Linked DNA regions of Homo sapiens: region 1 is linked to region 2. The links are chromatin contacts, found by Hi-C or POLR2A ChIA-PET in ENCODE. All regions are on one chromosome and are shown on one strand. Each heading gives the region's core, a stretch centred on a gene start or an enhancer-like site at or near the end of the contact. The rest is flanking DNA. Distances are from core to core; before and after follow the strand shown.

The links. A loop is a pair of places that touch in the nucleus more often than their neighbours do. ChIA-PET counts read pairs that join two places held with the same protein, here RNA polymerase II (POLR2A). Pooled maps may share reads with other maps.
Region 1: a loop to region 2 is called in a pooled map, with 2.0 times the contacts of the local background. The contact joins the enhancer-like site here to the promoter of NAV2 in region 2. A Hi-C loop is called at or near these places in 6 of 168 maps with a recorded cell type or tissue (Caco-2, MCF 10A, PC-3 and 3 more) and 15 of 50 pooled maps. POLR2A ChIA-PET finds 5 or more read pairs at or near these places in 3 of 52 experiments (H1, SK-N-SH and WTC11).

Annotation. Positions count from the first base shown.
Region 1 is chr11:19,755,515-19,759,557 of GRCh38, reverse strand. The region is part of intron 1 of NAV2 (neuron navigator 2); the gene reads right to left. Among named protein-coding and RNA genes, the nearest start is that of MIR4694, 2.5 kb to the left of the region's middle. RefSeq lists an enhancer at 1,991-2,543. Within about 2 kb of position 2,742, at least 4 of the 41 ENCODE cell types and tissues checked have a DNase peak (open chromatin) inside an H3K27ac peak, as active enhancers do; they include heart right ventricle, where a contact is called at or near this core.
Region 2 is chr11:19,710,093-19,714,396 of GRCh38, reverse strand. It overlaps NAV2 (neuron navigator 2), which reads right to left and starts at 1,560. Exons shown (of 38, transcript NM_145117.5): 1 at 435-1,560. The coding sequence starts at 701. LEISA1 (lncRNA enhancing IL-6/STAT3 signaling activation 1) reads left to right here. Exons shown (of 1, transcript NR_015384.2): 1 at 1-3,463. RefSeq lists silencers at 1,492-1,685, 1,326-1,855.

The DNA.
Region 1 (4,043 bases), core at 1,493-3,992, 44 kb before region 2:
ATTCTGTTTACTAAGACAGGAAAAGTGCATTTGTTTGGTTTTTGTTTTTTTCCCAGAAAGACTTTCACCGACTATTTTTCCTAACACTAAATTCAAACAATACCTGAGCCATAGTTTCTTCTTAAAAGTTAGGGTGTGTTAGACAAGATTATCATTAAAGTGTCTTTCAGATCCTTGCCAGGCACGGTGGCTCACGCCTGTAATCCCAGCACTTTGGGAGGCAGAGGCAGGCGGATCACGAGGTCAGCAGATCGAGACCATCCTGGCTAACACGGTGAAACCCCGTCTCTACTAAAAATACAAAAAAATTAGCCGGGCATGGCGGCGTGCCCCTGTTGTCCCAGCTGCTGGGGAGGCTGAGACAGGAGAATGGCGTGGACCCGGGAGGCGGAGCTTGCAGTGAGCTGAGATTGTGCCACTGACAGAGCAAGATTCCATCTCAAAAAAAAAAAAAAAAAAAAAAAAAAGTGTCTTTCAGATCCAAAGTTCTATGATTTCATTCTGATCAATTGCACAGAAGCACCTTCTTTCTCTCAAGACAGAAGTTGGTGGTGGGGATCTTATTCGGTTCTTTAGAATATCCACCAGTAATTCTCTGTAGACAGGAGGGTTCCTCCACAATCCTCAGGGGGGATAATTAATTAAGATCAATGACCTCCTGGGGGTTGTGGAAAAGGGCAGAAGCAGTTGCTCTGCCTCCCTGGTGAGGTTTTGGCTCCCTTTCTGGCAGCCAGCTGGGTCTAGTCACAAGGCGATTGCCAGCTTCATCAATCCCCCATGCACCAGCACCACAACCAGCCCGAGCTGGCGTGGAGGGAACCCACAATCCCCCAGGTCAGTTGACTGCACTGCAGCAAAATAGCAGAGGGCTCCACAGGGCCCCAAGCCTGAACCCCGCTCCCCTGCAACCTGCTCAGTTCACCCACCACTGGGGCTGCCCACCAGCTCAGCTCACCCTTCCCTGAGTCACCTGGGCCTGTCCTTGGCCATCATGTCTCCTTCCATACATTGGTGGGGATGGATTCCTGGTCCCCCGCACTGCCTCTTATAACGAAGTCACCCCACTTGCAATCACAGTCGCTGCTTCCTGCTCCTCTGGTCCACCACCACCCTTCGCCAGCTCCAGCTCCTTCAGCCCCTCTCTACTGCCCATACATTTTATGCGGCTCTTTTTTACCACTCAAGCCTCATCTCACACAGTCCCTCCTCAGAGAGGCCTTCCCTGACCCATCACTTGTCACATTACATTATTTTCTTCACTGCCTTTAGTATTACTTGAAATTACTGTGCTTAGGTATTACATCACCTGGTTCCTTCACACTAAAATATACTTTCTATGAGGGCAGGACCCTCCTGTTTTGTTCATTCTTGTGTCCCAGTGCCTCAAATAGAGATGTAGGTGCTCAATAAACGGAGTGAACAAAACCCTTTATTCTCAACATTCCTCATCTATGAAGTGGAGGGGATAATATTTACACCACAATGTAAATATTACAATGAGTTAATATTATGATGCTGCTGTGAGGATTAGAGACAATGTATAATATTTTTGGGGTTTGTCGAAGACCAGGTTCCAATAACTGGGCAATGATGATGGTAATGATAATGATGACACTGAGAGAGGCAGCACCAAGAGACTGGGGGTAAGACTGCAGGCTGCAGAGTCTGAATTTGGCTTTGGCAATTAATTAGCTGTTTGATCTTCAGCAAATAAATTCTCTAAGCCACAGTTTCCTCATCTGTAAAATAGAGATTATAACAGTATCTCTTAGGGCTTTTGTGCAGATTAAATAGGACAATCCATGAAAAGTACCCAGAACAATGTATAGCACATACCATACCCTCAATAAGTGTAAGCTGTTACTGTGCACCAGATACAGGGCTATTCATGTCCCTTATACCTTCCCATCACACACCATGCAGCCTATGAAGCACTTTCCCAGAAATCCTCTTAGTTCATGCTGCTGAATCTTACGATAAAGAGGAATTACCCACTCTACTTTATAGCTGATAAAACTGGTGTTCAGAGAGGTCAAGCAACTTGCCTAAGGTCACACAGTTAACCCGAGGCAGAGGAGCAAAAGCCTTTAATTCAGAAATTCAAACTCTCTTCTTGTCACCACCCCAGGGTTGCTCTCTTGTGCAACCTGCAGCCCCAGAATCTGAGGACACCTTATGAGGCAGTATGGAGAAACTCTGCCATGCTGCTTGAGTACTCCTGCTAAAAATAAACAGGAGCCCTAGGCCTCCACACACGCGTTGAGGCCAACTGTGTTACTCTCAAGCCCGCTCCCTTATAGGACAGTCAAGGGTTTGGCAACACCACAAAGGCAGATGAAGCCTGTGGTTTCCACCAGGAGAGCAGGCCCAAGGTTCTGGTGCTCTCTCAGCTTCAAAACAACATTAAAATAGCCCCACATTAGATGGGAAAAGGTCAGAGCAGGGCGCTGAAGTGGTCACCACAGGCTTTATCAACAGTTTCCAGCTGGCACAGTGTGTTCTCTGGGCATCAGGGTCTTCCCCGTGGATCAGCCCAGCCCAGCCCAGCTCAGTCCAGCCCAGCAGCCCCTCCTGTTTTGGTCCCTGGCCTTGTCTCAGCCTCTGTCCTCAGAAAGGTTTTCAAAGGTGGCCTGACCAGGCCTTGGCAGCTCTCTCTGTACCAGGGGCAATTCAGGAAAGGGGCTCTGTGCGTGAAGTCCGAGAAATCCAAGGGGCTGGATGCAAATGAAGTAACGGGAAAAACAAACTGTGCTCACCAAAAAGAAACTGGCGCCCTGATCAGCCTTTTTAACTCCCAGCAGGAGCAGATTTGTTGTGACTAATGCATCAGGCTTTAAATAGTTTCACGCGGCATACTGATTAGTCCAAGGCACAACAGAGGCAAATGCAAAGTTTCCAAAAAGAAGAAAAGGCTGCCACTCTCAAAAAACACTCATCTGCTGATGGACGCCCACCCTGTTTAATTCCTTAATAAAGCAACAAGGCATAGGGAGCTGGGTGAGAAAGAAAGAACACGGAGCCAATCAGATTCCTGGGGGTTTCAGGTTGACTCTGGTTATTCTTTCCCTCAGTCACCCTTCATGACTGCCCCTTGCGCGCAGTCCAAATTTCTTGGTAATACCTTCTAGACTCTTCATGAACTGGTCCTGTACTGGTCTGAATAATGTCTTGCCAAAAATTCATGTCCTCCTGGAACCTCAGAATATGACCTAATTTGAAACTATGATCTTTACAGATTTAATTAGTTAAAATGAGTTTATCCTGGATTAGGGTGGGTGTAGGGTAAGTGCCCCTTATAGCAATAATTTAAGCATACCCTTAGAATGACCTTGTCTGGCAGAAACACCTGAATGTGCGTTCTGAGCCAGGGAATCCAGACGTAACCAACCCACAGATTCATTCCTTGCCCATGAGGAACATCTGAGCCCCCATCCCGTCCCATAGAACAAGAGCTGTACAGGAGATTGAGGCTCTGAGCTCTAGGTTAAATGAAAGTTGCCACGTGGAGGTCATTAAGGGGAGGCTGTTAAGTGATGTAGAAACTACAGTCTTTTTGAAAGCAGTTGTGATTTTCCTGCCCAGCCAGCCACCACTAGGCTGTGCAGTTATCTTGTCCAGCCTGCTGCCGCTGGACCATTTCTATATGTAAGGTGGTTGTCCTGTCCAGACTGCTGCCACCAGATTCTCTGCCCTGTAGGTAAGTCCCTAATAAAACTCCATATCGTATTTGCTGGCTCTGGGTCTCTTCTTTGGCCTCTAGAACCTGGTGCCTTCCCTACTGAGAATAATAGGAGTTTAGCACAACATTGGGTTGCAAAGCCAAAGACTGGTGTCCTTATAACAAGGCTATGTGAAGATACAGGAGACACGAAGAGAAGAACACCATGTAAAGATGAAGCCAAAGACTGGAGTGATGCATCTACAAACCAAGGAATGCCAAGAATTGCCAGCGACCTTAGAAGCTAAGAGAGAAGCATAGAGCGAGTCCTTCCCCAGAGGCTCTAGAAGGAACCAATCCTGCCAACAACCAGATTTTGGACTTT
Region 2 (4,304 bases), core at 311-2,810:
ACCCAATGGGGCCTTAGATCATTCCTTGTCCGGAACAGAATCTCTGCGGAACCGCCAGACAGACACACAGCTGCTGCTGCGGATACTGGCTTCTTGGGGCCAAGACCTCAACATGCAGGACCTCACATTTCCAGCGATGCACACGTTTTTTGAGAACATCCCGACCTTTCCTCCTCCCCAGGAAGATGCTGCAGACGTGCCCGCCATCCCAGGTCTCGAAGAGCTCTTAAGGCAAACCTCCGGCACCCGGGCCACACCCACCGGCCGGCCCACTCTCCTCGCGCATCCCCCAACCTGCCGGCCTAAGGGGAATGGTTCCCTTCCCTGGCCACATGGTAGACCCTTCTCCCATCCAGCCCTTTCTCCCACACCATCCCGAAAGAACTATTCATCCATCCTTCCAGAACAGTACCCCGGCAAACGGCATCTCTCACCTGGGTATCGAACCCGTTTTCCACCGAGCCGCTCTTCCGCAGCGGGAGCCCCTCCCCCGCTGGCTCCTGCAGCCCCTGCAGCACCTGCGATTTCAGGGGGATCTGGCTAGGATAGGTGGTCTTGCTCACCTCCACCTTGCTTCCCAACTTCAGGTAGCAGGGCTGGGGGCCCGCCCGGGCCGGGGGCACGTGCAGGATGGGCGCGGCGCTGTGCACGGGTTTGGGCAGTCCCGACTTCATTTTGGAGGCGACCAGGATGGCCGGCATCTTCTCCCGGGGCTTGGGCTTTCCCAGCACGTCCCTGGCAGCGGCGGCGGGGGCGACCGCTAAAGGCAGCGCGGGTAGCAGAGCAGGCGCCGGGCCTTAGCCCACGAGGCGCCCACCACCAGCGGCTAAAAAAAAAATCCCCAGGTCGGGGAACTCGAAGCAATCGGGCGAGCGCGCCTTTGGGGTGCCGGGATGGGAATGGGGGACTGGCCACGGCGCTCAGCGGGTCCCACCTGGACGGATGCTGCCGCCGGGTCTCACACCTCTCCTGGGTGGCCTTTCAAGAGCTCTGGGCGCTCAGGGGCTGCCGCCTCTTGCAAATTTCCTCCTGGGAAACAGAGGCTTGGACGCCCATATTAACTTGTCACTGCATCTCCGAAGTGAGGAGGCCCCTTTGGAAGAGACAGAGGCGGCGGCGACCCACGAGTCCCGTTCCGGAGGCTACGGGTCTGAGCCGGCGAGAGAAAGAGCGAGCAGCCAAGGAAGGAAAGGAGACAGCAGCGAAGGAAGGAGAGAAGAAGGGCGCAAGGGTCCCAAGACGTCTCCACCGAGAGGCAGCTGCCACCCTGCTCGCGAGCACCGCAGTGTCACCCGCGACGCAGCAGAGGTGCGGCAAGAGCCCCCGAAAGGTCTCTCTTGGGGTGACAGTCACCGCTGCCCAGAAGGCCCCCGGACTGAGAGCACCTTAGCGCCTGCGGGTCTGCACATGCTCCGTGAGCTAGATAGAGGCAAGGCTGTGGCCGTGGGGCGCGGGCGCCGGGACGCGCGGCTGGCGGGCCGGGCAGGGCTGCGCTCGGGAGCGGCCGCCGCGCTTCCCGGGAAGGCTGCGCTGGCTGCGGGGCTCAGCGCAGGGGAGGACAGGCTGCTGCCGGCGCTGCTGCGGCGCGCGCTGACAGCCGGGGCCGCCCCGGCGCGCCCATTGGTCCACGGTGCGCCAATCAGCGGCCGCGGGTCTCACTGCAAAGAGGGTGTGGCCTAAACTCTGGCCGCCGCCGAAACTCTGGGGCCGCGCTTGGCCGCGAGTACAAAGCGGGCTGGTGGCCGCTTTGCGGCACTGCCCCGGCCGCGCGCCTCCCGGGGGGCCCACACCCCTGCGTTCCTGAAACCCTTCTTTTGAAAAATGCCCTTTCGAACGCAACCGTCCGCCCCAGAGCCACGCGGGCACGGCTCGAGGGAAGTTTGTTTCCTTTTTCAAATTGCTCCGGTCACCTTAACGGTTTGAGTCTTCCGGAGTCACGCCCGCAGCCTCGCTGCCCCCATCTGGCTTGGGCAGGGCCGAAGCTCGTCTCCCGCTTTAAGAGCGCGCCAGCCATTTCTCTGCCTGCTCTTCCAGGCCGGCTGGGCGGGGGGCCTCCCAACGGCTTCCTCTCCAGTTTTCAAAGGCTGCACATTTCACTTAACTATTTGAAGTATTTATAGGCAAATACAATACGCAGGGAAGCTTCCCGCCCCGAGACAGCTCCTCCACGCAACCTACCACAGACTCTGTAATTAGAGTGGCCTGAAGAAGCCGGGAGAGGCTCCATGACCCCGGCAGGCTCTGGCCAAACCTTGCTGCGTTTCATGGAGCCCCTCCCTGTCCGCGCCTGGGACGCACTGGCCCCAACAGGTTCCTCGACTCGAATTCGCTGTTTGGGTTGCTCTGTGGTTTCCTCGCTGACTGAAAGTGGATGAGAATAAGAAGGAAACTGAGAGATGATCAGGCAGGCCAGCCTTCGCGATTTATGAATGAGGAGCCTCCCACCCTGTAGAACTGCTTGGATTAGAAGTGGGCAAGTTATTTAAGCTTACATGCATGCTTATAAAGCTTCTGTTTTCACATGTAGTAAGGTGGAGGCTTGACGACATTTACCTAATGAGCTGTTGTTTGGATTAAATGAGATGGTTGGTGCATGGCAGTCATTTAGCACAAGTACCTGGCAATGTAAGAGACCAATAAAAGCTGGGCTTTATTTTCCCTGTTGTTAAATTACTGCTGCTTTCCCCCAAAGTCATCTCTGTTTATAAACTATTTGTCTTTCTTCTTTGTTTCCAGGACACTTTGTGCCCACCCTATAGCCTGATCTTCAGTGCTGATAGCATTGATTTAGAATAACTCAGATGCTATTAACTCTGTCCCCCTGGAATTCATGTTAAACCCGTAATCCCCAGTGTGATGGTATTAGGAGGTGGGGAACTTTAGGAGGTAATAAGGTCAAGACAGTGGAGCCCTCATGATAGGATTAGCACTCTTATTAGAAGAGACAGGAGAGAGATGCTTTCTTACTGCCTTGTGAGGACACAGAAGGCAGTCTTCTGTGGACCAGGAAGAGGGCCCTTACCAAGAATCTGATACCGTGTTGGCATCCTAGTCTCAGACTTCCAGCCTCTAGTACTGTAAGAAATAAATGTTTGTTGTTTAAGCCATCCTGTTTATGGTATTTTTGTTATAGTGGCCCAAAGTGACAAAGATCTCAGACCAGAGGAAACATCAAAGTCTTAACCTCTGAAGCATTAAGAAATGAGAAGGCACCTTCTTAGCCATTCTAGGTAGCAACTTTCTACTCTAGTTAGGCTGAAATGCACGGCCCTGTCTATGTCTGTTTCAGTTATCCTCCCTCTCTCTGAAATCAAGTCACACATCATTCATGCTACTTACTTAACACTTTGCCCTTTGCCATCTGATGCCACCTCCCGTACTATTGTCTCCCATTATTTAACCTGTTATTTATTGTTTCATGCATTCATTTTCATCTTAGAGAATAAACATCTTGGAATTAGGAGCTGTGTTTTAACTTTCTTTAGATCTTCTCAGTATGGAGCATAAAGCTGTGGACAGAATAGCTACCCAACATTTATACTGAATGAATGATTGAATGATGCTAGAAGAAGGAGAGATTGTCTTTTAGATTTAGGAACATAAGGACATACGAAATATTATGCTATAAACCTTGGGACTCTTTTGCCTGCCCTGAATTCTAGTTCTGACCAGTGTACCAAGATTTGTGGAAAGATATCACAATCTTCAGCTTCTAAAGATCAGGGAGATATTCCAAAGTATTCCCATGGCCCTAATGCAGTGGTTCTCAAAGTGTGGTCCCTGGAGCTGCAGAAGCATTACCTGGAAACTTGTTTGAAAGCTCCACCCAGACCTATTGAATCAAAAGCCCTGGGGATGGGGCCCAGCAATCTGTGTTTCAACAGTGTTCAACCTAGTGATTATGATGCATACTAAAACTTGAGATATTCTGCCCTAATGAATATATCATGCATTCAGTGCATCTCCAGAACTTCTTAAACCTTAATATGCCTAAGAATCACTGGGGATCTTGCTAAAATACAGATTCAGATTCAGTTGGTCTAGAATGGGGCTGAGATTCTGCTTTCCGAGTAAGTTCTCATGTCATGCACATGCTGGTGTTCTAAAGATCACGCTTTGAGTAGCACAGACAGCAGGAGGATTTCATCTTAAGGGCCATCTACTGAAAAGGATCTCAGAGTGCATCCATCTAGTTGGAAATAGCCGCCTGATCACTTGATAATGTCTGCTATGGGTATATAAATGGAAATAGTGAAATACATATTATGTATTTGCCATCTTTGGTTTCCTGTTTAAATTGTATT